Linked DNA regions of Homo sapiens: region 2 is linked to region 1. The links are chromatin loops, found by intact Hi-C in ENCODE. Cell type or tissue: dorsolateral prefrontal cortex. All regions are shown on one strand. Links, peaks and the distances in the headings refer to the core of each region. The heading gives the core; the rest is flanking DNA.

Region 1 (5,392 bases), core at 126-5,125:
GCCGGTATTTGTAGTTAGAGATCCTAAGTGAGCTTGGGTGACTTAGTTTGACTTATGAGTCAGGAACATTATTAAAAAACTGAAACAAATGATATCAGGTAGAGAAAATTAGTATGCAGTGGCAACAGGTAATATCTGTAAACCAGCTGAAGACAGTTTGCTAGAATAGATTTTAAGAATCCAAGCCAACAATGTTACTGTTTGGGAAAGGGAAAAGAGAAAAAGGGGTTTAAAAAATACATTATCTAGATTTGAATCTATTTAGAGTGATATTAAAAGAGATTGCTTGAATTAAGTCATAAGAAAGTTATTGCAAAATTGAGCACATCTGAATCTATCAAACCAGAGAAATCCATGGGGGAAGTGTTTGAGCCATTGGCTGGGGTGATTATAGGGAGTAGCATATTACTGAAATGAAATGAAATTTGGTTAAATCCTGGAAATTACTACAAAGTATATATAGTGAGAAAAAGCTAAGAAACTGAGCTACTTAGTCAGTTGATGGGAAAGATTGATGCCATATGATGATAATTCCCATGAGGCAAAAAAGAAAGTGGTAGTACATGGAGAGGAAACACTGAGTTTTTCCTTCATCTCAAAATTGCCTTGTGCATCAACGATTTTCAGTGTTTTGTCTTAATTTTTATTAGATGGAATTTAGTCTTGATTACTTTGTCATTTCTTCACTCTGGGCTTAGCTATGCAAACGCACATTTCATAACAAACATCTCAACTTTAGACTTACAAGGAACTATGCTGTTACTTTTTAGTAGTACTTTTGCAGATGAGAGAACTGAAGTCCATAGAGTTAAATCACTTTTTCTTTCCTTTTATAATTTTATTGTACTGCATAACCAAGAACTTGTATTAATCAAAGGCCTCATTGCACATGCTGTGATTTCTGAGTAATGATGATTCCTGAGTAATGGTTTCCAATATAGGGGCCTGGTGAGCCATGTGAGTTTACTAAAGGACCCAGGAAGATTTCTGTGGAGGCCTCACCTATAAGATGTTGTGTATACAGGGAGGAGAACAGAGGTCTGTCCCTGAGTGGAAGAAAGGCTCTTTTGAGGGTTAGGATAGCAAGCAGGGAAAAACAAACAAACAAATATTGGGTCCTCATAATATAATTAAGTGGTGCATAGTGAGTGGAGTATATGTTAATCTGTCATTATTTATTTCTCACCGCAATAACTTTAGAAAAATTTTCAACTGCCTACCACATTGGTACCAACTCAGTGACTTACAGAAAACAGAACCCACAGAAACTTAGTCCAGTCTGGTTCTACCATTGTTTCCTTGTTGAAAAGGAGGGATACATAGAGTCTCTCTGTATCCTGGGAAATACACTATACAGTCCTGGAAGCTCTGGGATTTTCAGTGCATTGACGGCCATTAGCCAGAGCAGGCACTCTATTAAGTTATATTGTGTCTATGTTTATGACTAGGAAGTGAACTCTGGATTATGTCTCTAGCAGGAAAAGAACAATCAGCAAATTAATGTATTGGACTTCTATGAAGTCTTCTTTGGTAAAGGTTAATTATCACTCTGATACTGTAAGGTCTGCTGCCGTGAGGAGAGTACTTAACACATGAGCTGTGTTTGCATGTCCCAGTTTCTTTTTCCTCACCAGTGAGCGAGACATACTGCCACATGGAAAGGACAGATCTTTGTTGGAGAGGAAATTGAGTTATTGTTAGACATTAAGAGCCATTTAAATTTTTAAAAACTGTCTAACCCTTCTCCTGAAATTTTATAGATTATCTCTATGTATGTGTTTATTAAATGGCCAAGGCTCTGACAAGTTTTAAAGGTTCACCAAAAATATTTAGATATCAAATAGGATTAATCTTTACTTTTTAAAAGATAAACTCCAAGTAATTTTCATTGTAAAACAGAAAGAATGGAGGATGACTAGAATCTGGAGAGACAAATATTTGATGCTACATACATAAAATTGAACTTCTCTATGTTTTGGGTTAGCATTTTGATTGCACAACTTTTAGAATGGACAAGACAGTTATGCCCACTGATCACAGAACCAAGAATGGGATTCTGAGAAAATCTGAGTTCTTTTCCCCATAGAGCTAGGTAAGGGGGCAATGGTGAATGATGTACTTCTTGCTGCCTTGCATATTTCTTCAGGTAGATGGTGTCTCCTGACCCTTCTAAACATGACAAAGAAAAGTCAATGCTGCAGATTCCAGTAGATTACCTCCTATCTTAGATGAAAGAACAAGAAACTCCCTGTAATCTAAAACAGACTGTATAATCTGATGGTTATCACTGTTTATCCAAGTAAATTAAGCAATTGTTGAAGTAAAAAAAAAAAAAAGAAAGAAACAAAAACCGGCCCCACTAACTGCACTGAGGTGCCAGTGTTCAGGGCAGGTAAAGTAGATTAATAACAGGCCACTCCTGAGAAGGTTTAGGCTCTTACTGTCAGATAGTAATAATTAATGATCAACTGTTAATGGAGATACTGGGCTGTTGATGTCATTAATTCAGCTCAGTGGAGCCAGTTCTGCCCAGGACCTGCCACAGCTGTCACTGCATTTGCTTAATTATTCCAGTGCCTTCAGGCTCTTTTTCTTTCATTTTTTTTCCTTTACGCTTTTTTCCCTTACTAACTATAGGACATTATGTTTTCACTGACGCAGAATTATGAAGAGCATGCTGCTTTCTGGGCAGTGCCAAGCCTAAAATACGTGAAAACCCAAAGGCAACAGAGGAGACCGTCACTTTTTACTTAGATGAAATGATGGAAAATGCTGAAGAAAGGCCATCTTTAAATAGCTTGATTGTGCTGATATAATTTTTGAGTTCTTTAAGGATTTGGATGTCGAAAGTGAACTCTGAGCTGTGTAAAATGTCAAAGTGCTCACCCTCTCCCACAATCAAACAAAGAGAATATAGAAAAAGTGGCGCAAGAGTGTTGGTAAAACACAAGGCCGTACAATCATTCATCCAAGAGGGAACCAGAAAGTTAGCTTTGCTGGGAAGATTGAGGCAAGGAAAACCATGGTGAGGGAAATGCCACTACTGTTAAAATTCAGCTGTAGGAGTACATGAATTTGCCTGCTGTGCTTTCAGAACCTTCTTGCATTTCTTTAGCTTTGTGTCTCTTTTATCTATCACACTGCTTTTAGTTTTAAGAAAACCACTCTTTGCTTTGTAAACATCATTTGAATCTTTCTCCCCTGGCTTGACCTGGTAATCACTATACTGTTTTCTAATTGGAATGAGGTGTTTATTTGGCTTTTCAAAGACCACCCCCCCCCAACCCCTGCAGCCCTGCCACCTTTCAAGAACTTAATTTTTAAAAACTAGTTCCTTGGTTTTTAGGTATATATTTCTAGTTCTGATGTGTTAAACTAGTCCAATGTGTCTTGAGCTTCCATGCTGGAATGCTGCTTGACTCTCTTCCAAACTGAAGTGCTTAAAAAATGTGAGGCACTACAACTATTTTAAATCTCTCTCTACGCTGCACATGGTGATTTAAAATAATTGAAGCTCTTCAAATTTTTATATGCTCTCAAATTTGGAAGTGATTGGTTCTGAGCATGTGCAGTACACAATGATTTAAGGTTATTAGAGTCTCTCAAATTTATCATGAGTGTTTCAGCTTGTGAGTGATAGGGGAACCTGGACTTTGGCAGCTAAAAATAATTTAAAAATTATCATTACACTCTGATGTTATAGAGGTGATCAGAATTCTGGACACTTGTGTACATTTTAAAGCTCACTGTTAAAATGACTCCTTTTTTAGATGCAAAAGGTAGTATTAGCCCACCAGAAGATGCATTTAAATAAACCACCTAAAATGCACCATAACAGAATTTTACTTTCACTGACATATTCCCCATTGATGACCTGAATAGGATCATGATTTTAAAGCCAAATGCTCAAATTTGGCAAGAAAAAGAACTGTTGTCTTCTAGCCCAATCATAACAAAGATATGTATTCAGTAAAAATACCTGACACGTTCTGGTGACAACACATAGAACCTATAGTCTGTCCTCATAAATTATACCATTTTTTGCTTTAAAGGACAAGGGGCTTTTGAACTACTACATAAATGATCACTTCTAATACATGGCTAAATTAGTTTTTTATTTAAATATTCCAAATAAAGTGCTTTTATTAAAGGTTATTAAACTTAAAAATGTGTATTTTATCCTCTCTTAGATGAAATATATGTGTTCATTTCTTAAGCCTTCTGTTTGCTTTGGTGGATGTTGAACCAAGCACAAAGAAAGGTACTTACTTATGAAATGTACAAGATAGAATACTCAGATGATTTACTTGGTCACTTGATGGTCACTTAACATTCCTTAGATCTTTTACCAAAGGATATTCTCTGAGCGGGAGCAGGAATATTTAAACTTTTGCTGAGTGCCCTGATGCCAGGATTCTAACATGTAAGGTAGATTTATGGTTCAAAGATAATATTATATAAGAAGAAATCCAGTCATTAAGAAGTCAGCTAAAATTCTTAACATGTTTTGTTTGTACCTTTGAAAGCCACATGGATGCTCTTTTACTTGATTTAAATGAAAGTGACAAAGGTGAAATTCCAGCACATTTCTCAGTCACTTCCCTTCCTCAGTAAATGTTTTCATTTTGATAAAAATTAGGATAAGTTGATTATGGATTTTATTTTTTTTAACCAAAACCTGGAGTTGGAGTTTGAAGTATTCTGGCACATGAAAACCATCTGATCTTATAAACTAGCTTTATAAATCCCCATATTTTTAATAGGGCAGAAATTTAACAGGATTAGAAATAGAAAATGCTAATAATAGAAACTATGTTGTATTTGGGATTTCTGTAACCCTGGGGATTTAGGGCTGTGAACTATGTAAAGTTCCACATTTGGTATAGCAGTCAACCTTTGCCCTCCAATTTATTATTAGTTTTTAAAGTTTGAAAAATTTTCTTATGTTTATGTATTTTTAGTCTCCAGTATTACTTTGCTCGTTTGTGCTGAATTTTGACAGGCAGAAAAACAATCTAGGCGAGCTTGTTCAATTTTTTGTGGCTGTGCTAAATTAAGAACATGTCATGTCAGTGGACTAGCGTTATGCTATTAAATAATTGAATTAATCTTTATTTAGGTCACAGGTAGAATGAGTATAATCTTTGCTGAACACGGAAGAATGCCTGGAAATTGCCTACTCCCAAAACATAGTTACACCAAAACGAAGTTTGTGCTTTTAGCTCTATCAGTTTGAAGTCCTTGGAAATGGGAAAAGTTACTTGGAAAGACTAACCTACGTTTGAGAGTTAGTTCAGTAGACCAATTCAAGTAAACATCTTGTATGTATTGATATGACTTTAAAAATAAAGAATGCCATTATTCCATATTTTAGTATTGCCTGCAGGGATAG
Region 2 (5,392 bases), core at 103-5,102, 55 kb after region 1:
GTATACTATTTTTACTGAATTATCCTTTATTGACAGATTCTATACTTCCTACTCTTTTAGTGTTATATGATATAATGATGTAATGGCAATAGTGGATCTGGTTTTATTCTTACCATTTAATGTCCTTCCTTGGCAATTTTTTTTTAAATGGTAACTTTTGTTTTACTTTCTAACATTTTTGGAGATGTTTTACTGGTTCGTAAAATCCCAAAGCATAGAGAGTCCGGGATTAAAAGAATGTTAGCCTACAGTATACACACGTTCTTATTCATCTTTTTGCTTAATGTGACATTATGATCATTAAAATTGATAACTCTGGCCTGATTTAATCTGAGATTAGAAACCAGATACAAGGGAAGTTATAAAGCTATTTAACGTTACCCGAAGCTTCAGATTTTTTCTTTTTTTTGGAAAATTTGGCCAATATAGTTATGGCCTAAATATTGTTAACAGAGGGCCACTGTCAGATTCTGGAAGTGTCTCATAAACAAGTATTACATTTTATACTGGCACAATTTGTTTGTTTGTACATTGTTTATGCTTAACTCTGACAAGTGATAGAAACAGTGGATTCTGCACCTTTAGAAAACATGTTGCCCAGTTAACAAGAACATTTTTGTAGTTTATATGCCAGAGCTAATCTGGGTTTCCATACCTTGTAAGCATACCTCTAAAGACTAAGCCCAGCCCTTCCTTCTTTCGGTAGCTGTCCTGCATACAGCACAAGCCTAGCTTAGCCACTGCTGCCTAAATTGTGTGAATGCACTCAAAAACAGTGACTTGTGCTGCTTACTAAGATGGCTGAAAGGGAAACATAGTTATGAAATTATTGACAATTTAGGTGAAGGAGACTTTAGAGTTCCTTTAAGTCAACATTGCTTGTATTTCAAATTCCTAGACTATCTAAGTTCTCTACAATAGACCCCAAGCATGGGCTAGAAGAGAAAAAAGAGGATGTGGGTGGGAGGGAGCAGCTGGAATAAAAATTTTGCCTCATTATTCTGATCCAAGCTCTATCTGTCTATAAAGACCTTGCTATATTTCTAGGTGGCTCATTTTATTATTAAGCATTAAAAAATCTTCTATATTTTATTCAAAAATAGATATTATCAAACCCTAAATATCTACCTTTATTTTTAAAAGACTTTAAAGCTATAGCTATAGATTATTATAATAAATTATTGACAATGATTTATCGAAAACAAAACATTGCTGAGAATTTTTTTTTACTAAGGGATGATTGGCACATAACTCATAATCATATGTCTAAATATATATTTATTACTTATGACCATGGCTGCATGTTAGTATCAAATGGGGAGTTTGAAACCATACTGATGCTTGGGCTCACCCCAGAGGTTTTAGTTTAATTGGTCTGCTTTGGGCCTGTACCTGACAGTTTTTTTAAAGCTCCCCAGGTGATTCTAATGACCCCGCAAATATACATGTTCTATCTTAAAGCAGGTGCTTTGGAAAAAAAAGTAACTTTACAATGAAACAGCTTTCTTATGTATTATTTGTCCTTATGAAATTTCATTCTAAAGATTAAATTTTAGGTGTGTTTGTTTCTAGAGGATTGAGTTTTAGTGAAAGAAATATTAGAAAGAAGATAACTTTGAAGGGAATCTTGTTCCTTAGTTTTTACCACATCTTTACAATTTCGTCTTCATATATCATCTTTTATTTACTTCCTTCCATCTCTTCTAGAGCTGATTACCAACTCCTACCACTGTTAACCCTCATCCAGGAACAAGCTTATGTCTTTAACATTCTGAGTGGGCTTCAGCATCCTTGCATATGTTCAATTCTTAAAAACCTGTTGAAATAAAAGATCAGGAGACATAGGAAGGATGCCAGAAGAGAGCGTGGTAAGTGGGGGAGAATCTTTCCCCAAGGGATTGGAGGTATTTCAGGATTAGACTATGTATATCTATAAGCATGCATATATATTTATGCCTGTGGTACACATGCGTACCATGTATGTTGTGTTGTGTTCCAGGAATGTGGGAAAAAACACTGCACTGCGTGCTGCTTAAGATTAGGGATCTTGATGTCTTGTTTTGTATACTCATCTTCACACAATGGCAGCATATTGATGCTCAGTAAATGTCAATAAAACAAATGCATGTTAAAAAGAGTAAAGGATGAAGAAAGGTAGAAAGATGTAATTAAGTTGGTTTTCCACATGACAGGACAGAGAGGAAGTAGTTTAGATGTTTTCAGTTGTGCTAGTAACTATCCTCTGCACAGGTAGGGGAATGCTTGGCAGGGTCAGGAAGGTGAGAAAGGAAGCAGTTCAGCAGAAACTGGCCCTTGAGGTTGCATACATAAAGCCTATCTCTATATGACCCATGACCTGGGATCCCTTGTGTCTCCAAAGGAGCCTCGCCCATTGACATAGGAGGCAAGGAAGGCTGAATCATGAATGGACAATAGAAATCTAGATCTCAGCCTCACTGTTGTGGAAATAGGTTTTCAGTGTCTCTCATTCCCCACCAACTAGAAAATGGTACTTCTATATTTCTAGGCGTCTTCTTCCTAAGATTGTTTAGAAGGTAGGGTGAGAAATAGCAGTTTGTCCGAAGAAAAAGGCTTTGTCTCTAAAATGGTCCAGAGAGCGGTTAGATTCAGGGGATCCATGGATTCTAGCTTCTAAGGGTTAACACATTTTCCAGGGCTGCATTGCAGAGTACAATAGGAAAATAAAAAGAACCGTGCCTCAATCCTTTTTTTCCCCTTGGTTACCTGTCTCTCCTCTCCCCCTCTCCCCCTTTTTTCCTCCTCATTCTCTTACTTTTCCTCATATATTATAATACCTTAACTGGATAGATTCTATTTCTCAATAGTAGAGAAATTGAGGCTGATTGCACAGTGTTCAAAGTTATCTATAATTTTATGTATTCTTATATTTTATTATAATTTTGTATATCTTAATAGTTTTATAATTTGATTTCTATTTTTCTTTTGAAAATAATTCAGTATATGGGTGTATACATATGCATTTTTTAAAATCCCAGAGTATTGTCAAATGTTCTATCTGAAAAATACACCTTTTTTTGTTTGTTTGTTTGTTTTCTGTTAAGGTTATTAACATTTTATAAAATGTTAATCAATGTGTCTTCTCCACTATTAAATATTAAAAGCTCTGTACTGGTTATCTTATGACTGCACTTCCAGTCCACTCTCTGCCAGGGAGACTGATTCCAGGTACTGCCCTCTGCTTTCTGATTGGTCTCTGTCAAGACTGACAATGGTAGAGCAGAGGGTTCTGTGAAGAGAGTGGGATTGGGATGTTGATTCCTCGATTCTCTCTCTGGTGAGTGGCTGTAGGGTGGCTGGGGTGCTCTAGCAAAGCCACAGTCCCTATTGAGTAAGTCATCCTCTGCACACACACTCTCAGGGATATGGTAACCATTCTTTCCTTTGACCCTTCAGGCCTCACGTGTACCAGCTCTCTGCTCTCCTTTGCCTTGGGACGTTCCATCCCTGGAAGTTTCCCTGCCCACATCTTTGTAGAGAGTCCATTCTCCAAGCTTCAGTGTGTCATCTGTGAGGACCGTGACCCACCTGGTACATCGCCTCAGGGCATTCATTTCAGGCTCCTTCTAAATGGCCAAGGTACAGTTGACTAAATACCGTACTTCATTTCTGGTATGTTTGGAGAGACATCTGTTTTTTGCATTTGGTCTTTCACTCTTTGTTTTTCTCCGGGAGGATTATACTTTGTTTGTTCCTCTCAAACTTTACCCAACTGAGAGTGCTATAGAGTGCTGTGATTTAAATATCAACAGATTTCTAGGGACATATGCACTCTCAGAAATATGTGCGTTCTCAGACCTGAGTACCCTGGTGTGGGCTTCGTGGTATTTTAGGAAGCATGAATTGAGATCTGAGGGCACTAGGTTTATCTTGAAAGCAGATGTAGGTAAATTGTCTCGGCTCTGCTGTGATCTCTAAGATTATGAAGGTATCTGGAACTCAGGGGAAAAAACATCTATTTTATCACATCATTGAAAGTAGTTTCTTACCATTTATTAAACATTGGCTTAAAATAATGATTTTGCCATTTTTTTCCTGTCACATTGCAAATGCTTATCTATTGCTTTGACTAAGTTTGCATGCCTGCATTTCACCCTTGAAAAAGTAAAGTGTTCAGTTTTTTCTTTTTGTAGATAGTATTTAGATCACCTTTATCAATCTTAAAATAAGAAACCTAATAAAAATAACTCCAAATTGCAAGGCATCTCTTTAATACATAGATACTTTGTATCTTCATTTTAGTTGAAAAGTTAAAATTATCTGTAGAGAAAGCATAAGACTAGATGATACCTTTTAATCTATTGTGAGAGATATGTAACATGTCAGCAGATGACAAAAGTAGGAACTGTTTTATAAACCTCCAATCATCAAATAAGTGACATGTTTGAGTCAATCAATTTAAGAGGTTCCCAGTCCACTGATGAAACCATTTGAAGAAAATGTGCTGTTTGATGTTACAGAAGCCAAAAGCTGTATAAATGTGTCATCTGTTTTTCATTTTAATTCACTGTTTCAGAAGTATTTACTGTGTATTAAAAAATCTTTTTACCCTTTCAAATCTTTTGGACAACCTGGAAAAATTGAGAACAGTTTAAGATCTATCCATAAAAGCACATTCTCAGCTGAGTTATCTTGTTCCTATGTGGTGATATTAATCATATTACATATGAACTTTTAAAATCAAGTAAGAAGGCTGTCATTTGACTAAGTAGCTGCTGATTTTTAAACAGAATCTGTAAATATATATCTATATGCTGAAAGCTTTTAGTTCAATCAAAAATTAAAGGTTTTTTTAATACAGTATAAATCTGAAAGGTATTTCTAGGTTCAGACAAAAATATCTGGAAGGATGTTGCCTTTAAAAATAAAGCCTTTTTTGTAGGACAATCTCTGTTTTAAGAAATGAGATTATTTCATATTGTTGTCCATGAGAAAATATTACTAGACTGAGAGATTCTTCTTATTTAATTCTCCCTCCAACGCCATCCTTCCCTTGCAATGAACGCCCAATCACCGTTACTTTTTTTCTCACTATTTAAAAACCTCTCTCTTGCCCACAGAGTTGCTTTTTTAAAAGATCCCTCTCTTTTCCTAGATGCTCTTCTTTCCTCTTTTCTCTGCCCTCACCCTGGCCACACCCTCCTGCCTGGGTCCATCCGGTCCTACCTCTTGACAATGCTAATTTCCTCTTCTCAGTTTGGCTACTAAATTTTACACTATGCCATAAACAGGCTACTTGTGATGCCTCTGGTTATTCGTAATGCATAGCCAAAAATACACTAAGTGCCACCACTCCTTAATTCACTGATTTCTAGCCAGAAGCAGGGAGAGAGGAAAAATATCAGTGCTTTAC

The links. Hi-C counts contacts between places; a loop is a spot of excess contacts. Peaks named below come from ENCODE experiments on the same cell type or tissue, not always from the same donor. Only the 100,000 strongest peaks of a DNase experiment are listed, where the experiment ranks them.
Region 2: it touches region 1 in a loop (2.5-fold over the local background); 2 of 110 quality-filtered maps call a loop at or near these places.

The regions. Positions count from the first base shown.
Region 1 is chr2:144,709,275-144,714,666 of GRCh38, forward strand. The region is part of intron 1 of TEX41 (testis expressed 41); the gene reads left to right. Among named protein-coding and RNA genes, the nearest start is that of TEX41, 44 kb to the left of the region's middle. RefSeq lists an enhancer at 2,727-3,377. In dorsolateral prefrontal cortex, for the core only: no CTCF peak of the experiment used is centred there; no DNase peak of the experiment used is centred there; H3K27ac peaks cover 1,555 bases.
Region 2 is chr2:144,764,663-144,770,054 of GRCh38, forward strand. It overlaps TEX41 (testis expressed 41), which reads left to right. Exons shown (of 5, transcript NR_033870.2): 2 at 3,436-3,618. Among named protein-coding and RNA genes, the nearest start is that of TEX41, 99 kb to the left of the region's middle. In dorsolateral prefrontal cortex, for the core only: no CTCF peak of the experiment used is centred there; no DNase peak of the experiment used is centred there.